2 separate regions of the Homo sapiens genome follow, and region 1 is linked to region 2. A link is a loop called in an ENCODE intact Hi-C map of the cell type or tissue named here. Cell type or tissue: dorsolateral prefrontal cortex. All regions are shown on one strand. Each heading gives the region's core, and the rest is flanking DNA. Links, peaks and the distances in the headings are about the cores only.

What was found. Peaks named below come from ENCODE experiments on the same cell type or tissue, not always from the same donor. Only the 100,000 strongest peaks of a DNase experiment are listed, where the experiment ranks them.
Region 1: it touches region 2 in a loop (2.6-fold over the local background); 7 of 110 quality-filtered maps call a loop at or near these places.

Annotation. Positions count from the first base shown.
Region 1 is chr16:48,391,758-48,396,148 of GRCh38, forward strand. No RefSeq gene overlaps it. Among named protein-coding and RNA genes, the nearest start is that of SIAH1, 8.5 kb to the left of the region's middle. In dorsolateral prefrontal cortex, for the core only: a CTCF peak has its summit at 2,300; a DNase peak (open chromatin) is centred at 2,304; H3K4me3 peaks cover 1,031 bases; H3K27ac peaks cover 3,565 bases.
Region 2 is chr16:48,495,403-48,499,793 of GRCh38, forward strand. It overlaps the pseudogene MOCS1P1. Among named protein-coding and RNA genes, the nearest start is that of SIAH1, 110 kb to the left of the region's middle. In dorsolateral prefrontal cortex, for the core only: no CTCF peak of the experiment used is centred there; no DNase peak of the experiment used is centred there; H3K27ac peaks cover 462 bases.

The sequences.
Region 1 (4,391 bases), core at 201-4,200, 100 kb before region 2:
CTGGTTGACAAAGCAAGACTTGGTCTTAAAAAGAAAAAAAAATGCCTGGCTGGGCACGGTGGCTCATGCCTGTAATCCCAGCACTTTGGGAGACGGAGGCGGGTGGATCACCTGAGGTCGAGAGTTTGAGACCAGCCTGACAAACATGGAGAAACCCCATCTCTACTAAAACTACAAAATTAGCCAGGCATGGTGGTGCATGCCTGTAATCCCAGCTACTCGGGAGGCTGAGACAGGAGAATTGCTTGTACCTGGGAGGTGGAGGTTTCAGTGAGCCAAGATCGTGCCACTGCACTCCAGCCTGGGCAACAAGAGGGAGACTCCATCTCAAAAAAAAAAAAAAGTCTACAACCTAATCCCCAGAACCTGTGAATAAATTACTTTATGTGGCAAAAAGGACTTAGCATATGTGATTGAGTTAAGGATTTTGAGATGAAGACATTATCCTGGACTATCCCATGGGCCAAGAGATAGAAGACGTGATAACAAGAGGTCTGAGCCAGGCTCAGTGGCTCACACCTGTAATCCCTTTGGAGGCCAAGGCAGGAGAAGCACTTGAGCCCAGGAGTTTGAGACCAGTCTGGGCAACATAGCAAGACTCTATCTCAACAAACAACAACAACAAAAGCAGAGGTCAGAGAGACCCAGAAAGGGGCCATGAGCCATGGAATGCAGGAGGCCTCTAGAAAACTGAAAAGGCAAGGAAACAGATTCTTTCCCTGGAGTATCCACATGGGGTCAGCCCGGCCGACACCTTGATGTTAGCCCCATAAGACTAATTTTAGACTTCTGACCTCTGGAACTGTAATATAATACATCTATGTTGTGGCAACCCACTAAGTTTGCAGTAATTTGTTAAAGCAGCGATAGGAAACTAGTACAGACACAAAACAAAGTGTAAATCCTCAGTCAATGTAGAGTGAAAGAGAGGTGAGGGGCAGCTGCGGACAGCACCCTTCCAAATGTCACCGAATATCTGCAAACAAAGCCAAAATATACCTGGGTAAATCAACAAAGTGGAGGCAGAAATCTGTCTGGATTGTTTGGTAAGTTGTATTAAGACAGAAGAGGCCATGGAAACTCACTGAACTTGGTATTTACATGTATACAATCTCAGTCTTTTCATCCCTTGATCCTATTGAAAGAAAACAAATACCTGTCTGCTAGTTTTAGTGAAACTGTCCCTACACAGTTAAGCAACTGATTCTTAATAACTGTCTGTACTGATTGTGGTAATCAATAAGAAACAGTTTCTCCCAGTTCATTCATTTCTTTTTTTTTTTTTTTTTTTTTTGAGATGGAGTCTCACTCTGTTGCCCAGGCTGGAGTGCAGTGGCCCGATCTTGGCTCACTGCAACCTTGGCCTCCCAGGTTCTAGTGATTCTCCTGCCTCAGCTTCCTGAGTAGCTGGGACTACAGGCACCCATCGCCACACCCAGCTAATTTTTGTGTCTTTAGTAGAGACAGGGTTTCGCCATGGTGGCCAGGCCAGTCTCCAACTCCTGACCTCAGGTGATCCACCTGCCTTGGCCTCCCAAAGTGTTGGGATTACAGGCGTGAGCCACTGCCCCCAGCCTTTCTTTTTTTTTATTTAGAAACAAAGTCTCACTCTGTTGCTCAGGCTGGACTCAAACTCACTGGCTCAAGTGATACTCCTGCCTCATCCTCCCTAAATGCTGGGATTATAGGCATGAGCCACCACACCCAGCCTCCAGTTCATTTCTTAATCAAGAGACATACTGATTAACCCAACTGACTTTCCAGCATGTACACTGTATATCTGTATTCATAGACACATTTCTCTTTTCTTCCTCTTAATAAAAATGTAGCTCTCAAAGATATCCTGAAAATAGTGCTCAGGCTTGCAACATTACAGCTTTAATGAGCCAAGAACTCTATTTTTTCCCTATTACACAGAACAATAATTCTCAACAGCTTAAATTTTCAAAGCACTTCACAGGCATTTAATTAATCCTCTCCATTGCCAGAGAGAAGGAAACTGATATTCATAGCATCTCATCCTGACATCCTTTAATTTGGCAAGACTTCTGCTGGCTTTGAAAAACAGTGTCTGAACCACTGAGGTTATTTGGGCCACCGTTGCTTAATCGGGCCTTCTTACCTAATGAAACCTGGTCATCAAAGCAGTTTAAATTGCCATCTCATCAGCGCTTTACACGGGGCAGGGGGAGCTGCTTTGAGCCTGGAAGAGAAATGACAGTGATTCCCTCAGAGAAATGACAAAGCTCATCTGTGCGGAGCCTGTGAGATGAAGCTTGTGATTAAGGCCTATTGCCAATTGCATCAGAGCCTGATTCACTCGGTGTAACTGGGGCACGATGTGTATCGCGAGGCCCTTCTCAGAACCCTGCTCTCCTGAGGCCCGGAGAGAATCAGCAGTTGAATTTCACTGTGTTCTTTGCTGAGCCTCTCCTGTGTGTGGGAAGCTCTAAGAAGCCCTACTTTTCTCTCTTTTCAGACCTGCTTCCTGCGGAAGGCATAACTAAGACAGACTAGTCATGCCACCTCAATCACCAAACAGGATTCTCCTCCAGCTGTGCCCCAGAGGCACAGCCTTTCCCTTCACTGCCTCCCAACACCCCCATCCAGACCTACTCCATTTGTTTTTTATTTTGGTGGGGGGTGGGGGACAATACTTCATTCCGTTAACTAGAACGAGTAACGCACCAGACCCATTCCATTTACTGCAATTTCAACTAGCCAATCTCTTCCCACTTCATTATGTCAGTTACACAGTGGCCGGAGTGACGTCATACCCTGTGTTCAATTCCAAGAAACAACCTCGAGAGATGCTTCCTGAGTGCTTGCTATATGCCAGGCACTGAGGGATCCTGAGTGAAGGCCCCACACCTCAAGAAGCTTGGTTTGAAGTAAGATAAATAGCAAAAAATAACTAGACTATAAGTACAATGATGGAGGCACAAACAAGCTATTACTGAGAGAACAGGGCACAAGGAGAAGGGAGAGAGAAGGGAAAATACCATTTATGAGGGGTAGGGAAGAATCATTGAATATTTTCTTTTTTTTTTTGAGACAAGCTCTTGCTCTGTCGCCCAGGCTGGAGTGCAATGGCATAATCTTGGCCCACTGCAACCTCCGCCTTCTGGGTTCAAGTGCTTCTCGTGCCTCAGCTTCCCAAGTAGCTGGGATTACAGGCATGTGCCGTGACTCCTGGCCAATTTTTGTATTTTTTATAGAGATGGGGGTTTCGCTATGTTGGCCAGGCTGGTCTCGAACTCCTGACCTCAAGTGATCTGCCTGCATCGGTCTCCCAGAGTGCTGGGATTACAGGCACGAGCCACCGTGCCTGGCCGTAGAATTTTTAAGAGGTGGCATTTGATATGGCCCTTCGAGGATGTGCTTTTGTTTCTTTTTATTATTTTTCAAATTTTAAATTCTTTTTTTGAGACAGGGTCTTGCTTTGACATCTAGGCTGGAGTGCAGTGGCACTGTCTCAGCCCATTGTAACCTCTGCCTCCAGGGCTCAAGAGACTCTCTTACCTCAGCCTCCGAGTTGCTGAGATTACAGGCATGCGCCACCACGCATGGCTAATTTTTCTGTTTTTGGTGGAGACAGGGTTTTGCCATGTTACCCAGGCTGGTCTAGAACTCCTGACCTCAAGCGATCCTCTTGCCTCAGCCTCCCAAAGTGCTGGATTACAGGAATGAGCCACTGTGCCCAGGCAGGATATGCTTTTAATGAGCACAACGGGAGGGTGTATTCTAGACAGAGGAACTAGGCAATGTGCAGGGTCTGTGTTTGGGGAAATGGAAGCCCGCTTTCACTGGGGCCTGGAGGAGACACTGCTGGACAGCTAGGTTGAACCAGACTGTAGGGTTTTATGCACAGTAAACATTTATGACTGCATTGCTCAACTTGGTTATTGTTGAGCCACTGTTAGACTATTCTATTGGCCCACAAATCATTTGTACTCTCCTTTACTTCATATTATTCTTAGCTATTGTTCTGTTTAAATTAAAAGAACACTCTATAGAGCCCGGCCTTACATGTTTAAATGGTTGGAAAAAATCAAAAGAAGAATATTTCGTGACACATGAAAATTATGGAGCTTGGCACCGTGGCTCATGCCTGTAATCCCAGCACTTTGGGAGGCTGAGGCAGGTGGATCACCTAAGGTCAGGAGTTCAAAACCAGCCTGGCCAACATGGTGAAACCCCGTCTCTACTAAAAATACAAAAATTATCTGGGCATGGTGGTGAGCACCTGTAGTCCCAGCTACTTCAGAGGCTGAGGCAGGAGAATCGCTTGAACCTGGGAGGCGGAGGTTGCAGTGAGTCGAGATTGGGCCACTGCATTCCAGACTGGGTGACAGAGTGACATTCCATCTCAAAAAATAAATAAATAAATA
Region 2 (4,391 bases), core at 120-4,119:
TGATATAAGCCAATTAGTCAATCCAGTTTCTTGTAGGTTTTTCCAGGTTCCCTTGCAGCTATGTGTGGTCATGTGACTTAGTTCTGGCCAGTGAGATTTAAGTGGAAGTTTGCTTTGCTAGAGGGTTTGTGAGAGGAGGTCTAAGAAAGCTTGTACTTTATTGATGAAAGGTGACAGACATAGCTCTTGTTTCCTGCCTACTCTCCTCTTTTTCCTGTTTGTATGAAGCTGTGATGTTTGGAGTTGTGGCCACCAACTTGTAATCAAATGAAGACAAGCATGAATATAAAAACTAGCCTGTTAAGGATGGCAGACAGGAAAGACAGGGAAGGCATAAAATAAAAAATTTATTTAAATTTTTATTTTATTTTAAACTGGGTCCCTGCTGGCAGTTTTTGGCAGCTGAACCAACAATAAGCAGGACTTGTTTAGTGAGTACAAATTTCTCCCTGTGTGTTTAAGCTGCTGTAGGCAGGTTTTTGTTATCTGAGTGAAAATCAATCACAATTACTACAGTTACGAATGTAATAAAAGGAAGAAGAAAAATAGATTACTGGTAGGATAGAGATGGGAAGGAAAGAGAATACTGTAAACAAGCTAAATCCTCATCTCTCATAACAGGAAGTATAAAGGGATGAATAAAAACAGTTGTATATATATCTCCAAAAGAATTGAAAACATATGTGCACACAAACACTTATATATGAACGCTCACAGCAGCGTTATTCATAATAGCCCCAGGTGGAAACAGTGTAAATGTCCACCAACTAATGAACGGATAAACGAAATGTAGTCTATACATACAATGTAGTCTATGCATACATTACTTTATGACCAGCTGTCATAAAGTAATGGGGCACTGACACACGCTACGACATGGATGAACCCTGAAATCATTACACTAAGTGATAGAAGCCAATCATACAAGGTTACATATTATGTGATTCCATTTGTATGAAATGTCCAGAAAAGGTAAATCTATAGAAACATAAAGTAGATGTGCCTGGCGCGGTGGCTCACCCCTGTAATTTCAGCACTTTGGGAGGCCGAGGCAGGCAGAGCATTTGAGGTCAGGAGTTCGAGGCCAGACTGGCCAACATGGTGAAACACCACCTCTACTCTATATACAAAAAATTAGCCGGGCGTAGTGGTGCATGCCTGTGATCTCAGCTACTCAAGAGGCTGAGGCAGGAGAATCGCTTTTGCCCGGCCAGTGTGCTCCCGAAGCCGGCTGAGGGCCGCAGCTCTGCCGGGATCAGGCTTCACGGTGGCGCGGCCGCTGTCCCGGATGCTGCGCCGGCTCCTAAGGTCCAACGCCACGGAGCTGCAGCTCACGGGTTCCGGTGATGCCGCCCCGCCCGGGCGAGTCCCCGCAAGCTGCCTCACAGGAGCTGTCCAGGTGGAGGCAGTTCTCGCGGGAGCACGAGGCCCCCTTCTCCGCCTTCCTCACAGACAGCTTCGGCGGGCAGCACAGCTACCTGCGGATCTCCCTCCCGGAGAAGTGCAACCTCAGATGTCAGTACTGCATGCCGGAGGAAGGGGTCCCGCTGACCCCCAAGGCCAACCTGCTGACCACAGAAGAGATGTTGACCACAAAAGAGATCCTGACCCTCGCCTGGCTTTTTGTGAAGGAAGGCGTCGAAAAGATCTGGCTCATGGGCGGAGAGCCGCTCATCCAGCCGGACGAGGTGGACATTGTGGCCCAGCTCCAGCGACTGGAAGGGCTGAGGACCATTGGTGTCACCACCAATGGCATCAACCTGGCCCGGCTGCTGCCCCAGCTTCAGAGGGCTGGTCTCAGCGCCATCAACATCAGCCTGGACACACTGGTGCCTGCCAAGTTTGAGTTCATTGTCCGCAGGAAAGGCTTCCACAAGGTCATGGAGGGCATCCACAAGGCCAATGAGCCAGGCTACAACCCTGTGAAGGTGAACTGTGTGGTGACGCGAGGCCTTAACGAGGATGAACTCCTGGACTTTGCGGCCTTGATCAAGGGCCTCCCCCTGGACGTGGCCTTCATAGAGTACATGCCCTTTGATGGCAACAAGTGGAACTTCAAGAAGATGGTCGCTATAAGGAGATGCTAGAAACTGTATGGCAGCTGTGGCCAGAGTTGGAGAAGCTGTCAGAGCAGGAATCCAGGACAGCCAAGGCCTTTAAAATCCCTGGCTTCCAAGGCCAGATCAGCTTCATCATGTCCATGTCTGAGCATTTCTGTGGGACCTGCAACCACCTGCAAATCACAGCTGACGGGAACCTCAAGGTCTGCCTCTTTGGAAACTCTGAGGTATCTCTACGGGATCACTGTGATCTGGGGCCTCCAAGCAGGAGCTGCTGAGAATCATTGGCGCTGCCGTGGGCAGGAAGAAGCAGCAGCATGCAGGCATGTTCAGTATTTCCCAGATGAAGAACTGGCCCATGATCCTCATCGGTGGGTGACCCCCATCAAGACATTTTTGATGTTCCACGATTCCCCACCAGCCAATCCAAGCATTTCCTCCTGGGACCCCCTCCATGTTCAAGGTCTGAGATCCAGAATGAATTTCTCCAGTCAGATGGCCACTTTATGGAAAGGATACAGGGTACCCCAGACCCCTCTTCTAGCCCAGCAGCAGCTAGGTTCTGGCTCCTTTCAGAGACACTACACTTCCCATGCAGACTCAGATGCCAACTCAAAGTGCCTTAGCCCAGGTTCCTGGGCTCCTGCTGCCCCCTCAGGACACCAGCTAAACTCAGAACAACTAACTCATGTGGATTTGGAAGGACGGGAAGCTATGGTAGATGTGGGCAGGAAGCCAGACACAGAGTGGTTGGCTGTGGCCTCAGCCATGGTCATCCTGGGGCCTGTAGCCTTCAAGCTTGTCCAGCAGAACCAGCTCAAGAAAGGAGATGCCCTGGTGGTGGCCCAGCTGGCTGGAGTCCGGGCAGCCAAGGTGACCAGCCAGCTGATCCCTCTGTGCCACCACGTGGCCCTGAGCCACGTCCAGGTGCAGCTGGAGCTGGACAGCACATGCCATGCTGTGGAGATCTGGGCATCTTGCCAGGCTCGGGGCCCCCACCAGGGTGGAAATGGAGGCCCTGACCTCTGCTGCAGTGGCCGCCCTCACCCTGTGTGACATGTGCAAGGCTATCAGCAGGGACATCGTGTTGGAGGAGATCAAGCTCATTAGCAAGACTGGAGTTCAGTGGGGGGACTTCCATTGGGTTTAGCTTCTGCCCTTCTCACCCATGGCCCAGCCAGGTCTGAAGATGGGGTGCAATTTAAGCTGAGGGAAAGACATCAAGTTCCTTTCATCACAGTCACTGTTTACCTTGAGCAGTAAACCTGAAGTCAGCCTGCTCTACTACTAGGCCTGCTGCTAGATGATCTTTAATGACCAATGGGGCTTCCTTTCTATAGGGAGGATACCAGGAGGCCCTTAAGCCTTCCAGGACACTAAGTTCATGGGAGCCAGACTGCAACAAGCAATGCTAGATAACTGAGAAATCATGTTCTTTCTGGACTATTTCAGACAAACAGTCTCAGACAGTCCAGCCCAGAAATGTTCCTTCTCATTTTGGGTTTTCTCTTCTCCTACTTTCCTGGGGAGAGATTAAGGGCTCATTAAGCGGAGGAACCCACTTTGAGGAGAGTAAAGCCCAAGCTTGCCTGAAGAATGCATCTCCCCAGCAGCTCTGCCTCCCTAAGTCTGTGAAGCCACAGCCCTGCCCTGTCCTGACTTTATCTCCCTTCTGCCCAAGTCTATGTCCCATCAAACTTGCAGCTTTTCAGCTTAACAGTTGCCTGGTCCTGCTGGCCCCCTTTTCTCAGGCCCCCCTCCTCTGAAACGGGATGTGAACACGTGGGCCACAGCCCTAAGGACTCCTGACAGACCACATAGCCCACAACTGGCCCTGCTCATGGCTGTTCCACCCACCCCTCTTTATTCTGGAGCATATCAGGGAAAGAAGAGTTGACGATAGATTGCCTTCACCCTCACAGTGCACAAATAAAGCTACGATGCCAACTTTGCATATGCAATAAATAAATAAATAAATAAAGTAAGTAAGTAAATAGATGAGTAGTTGCCTGGGGTTGGGGGAGGGGCAATGGGGAATGATTGCCTAATGGATATCGGGTTTCCTTTTGGCATGATGAAAACATCCTAAAACTAGATAGTGGTGATAGTTGCACAACTTTATGAATATACAAAACCCCACTGAATTGCACTCTTTAAAAGGATGAATTTAATGGTATGTGAATTATACCTCATAAATAAAAATTAAAAAAAAACACAGAAACAGCTTTATAAGCTGAGTATTAGAGGCATGGAAGGATCCATCAAAAGGCAAAGTTGAAAGAGACTCCTTCTTAGGAGCAGGAAGAGGACTTGGGAGGGCAATTGTTTTTC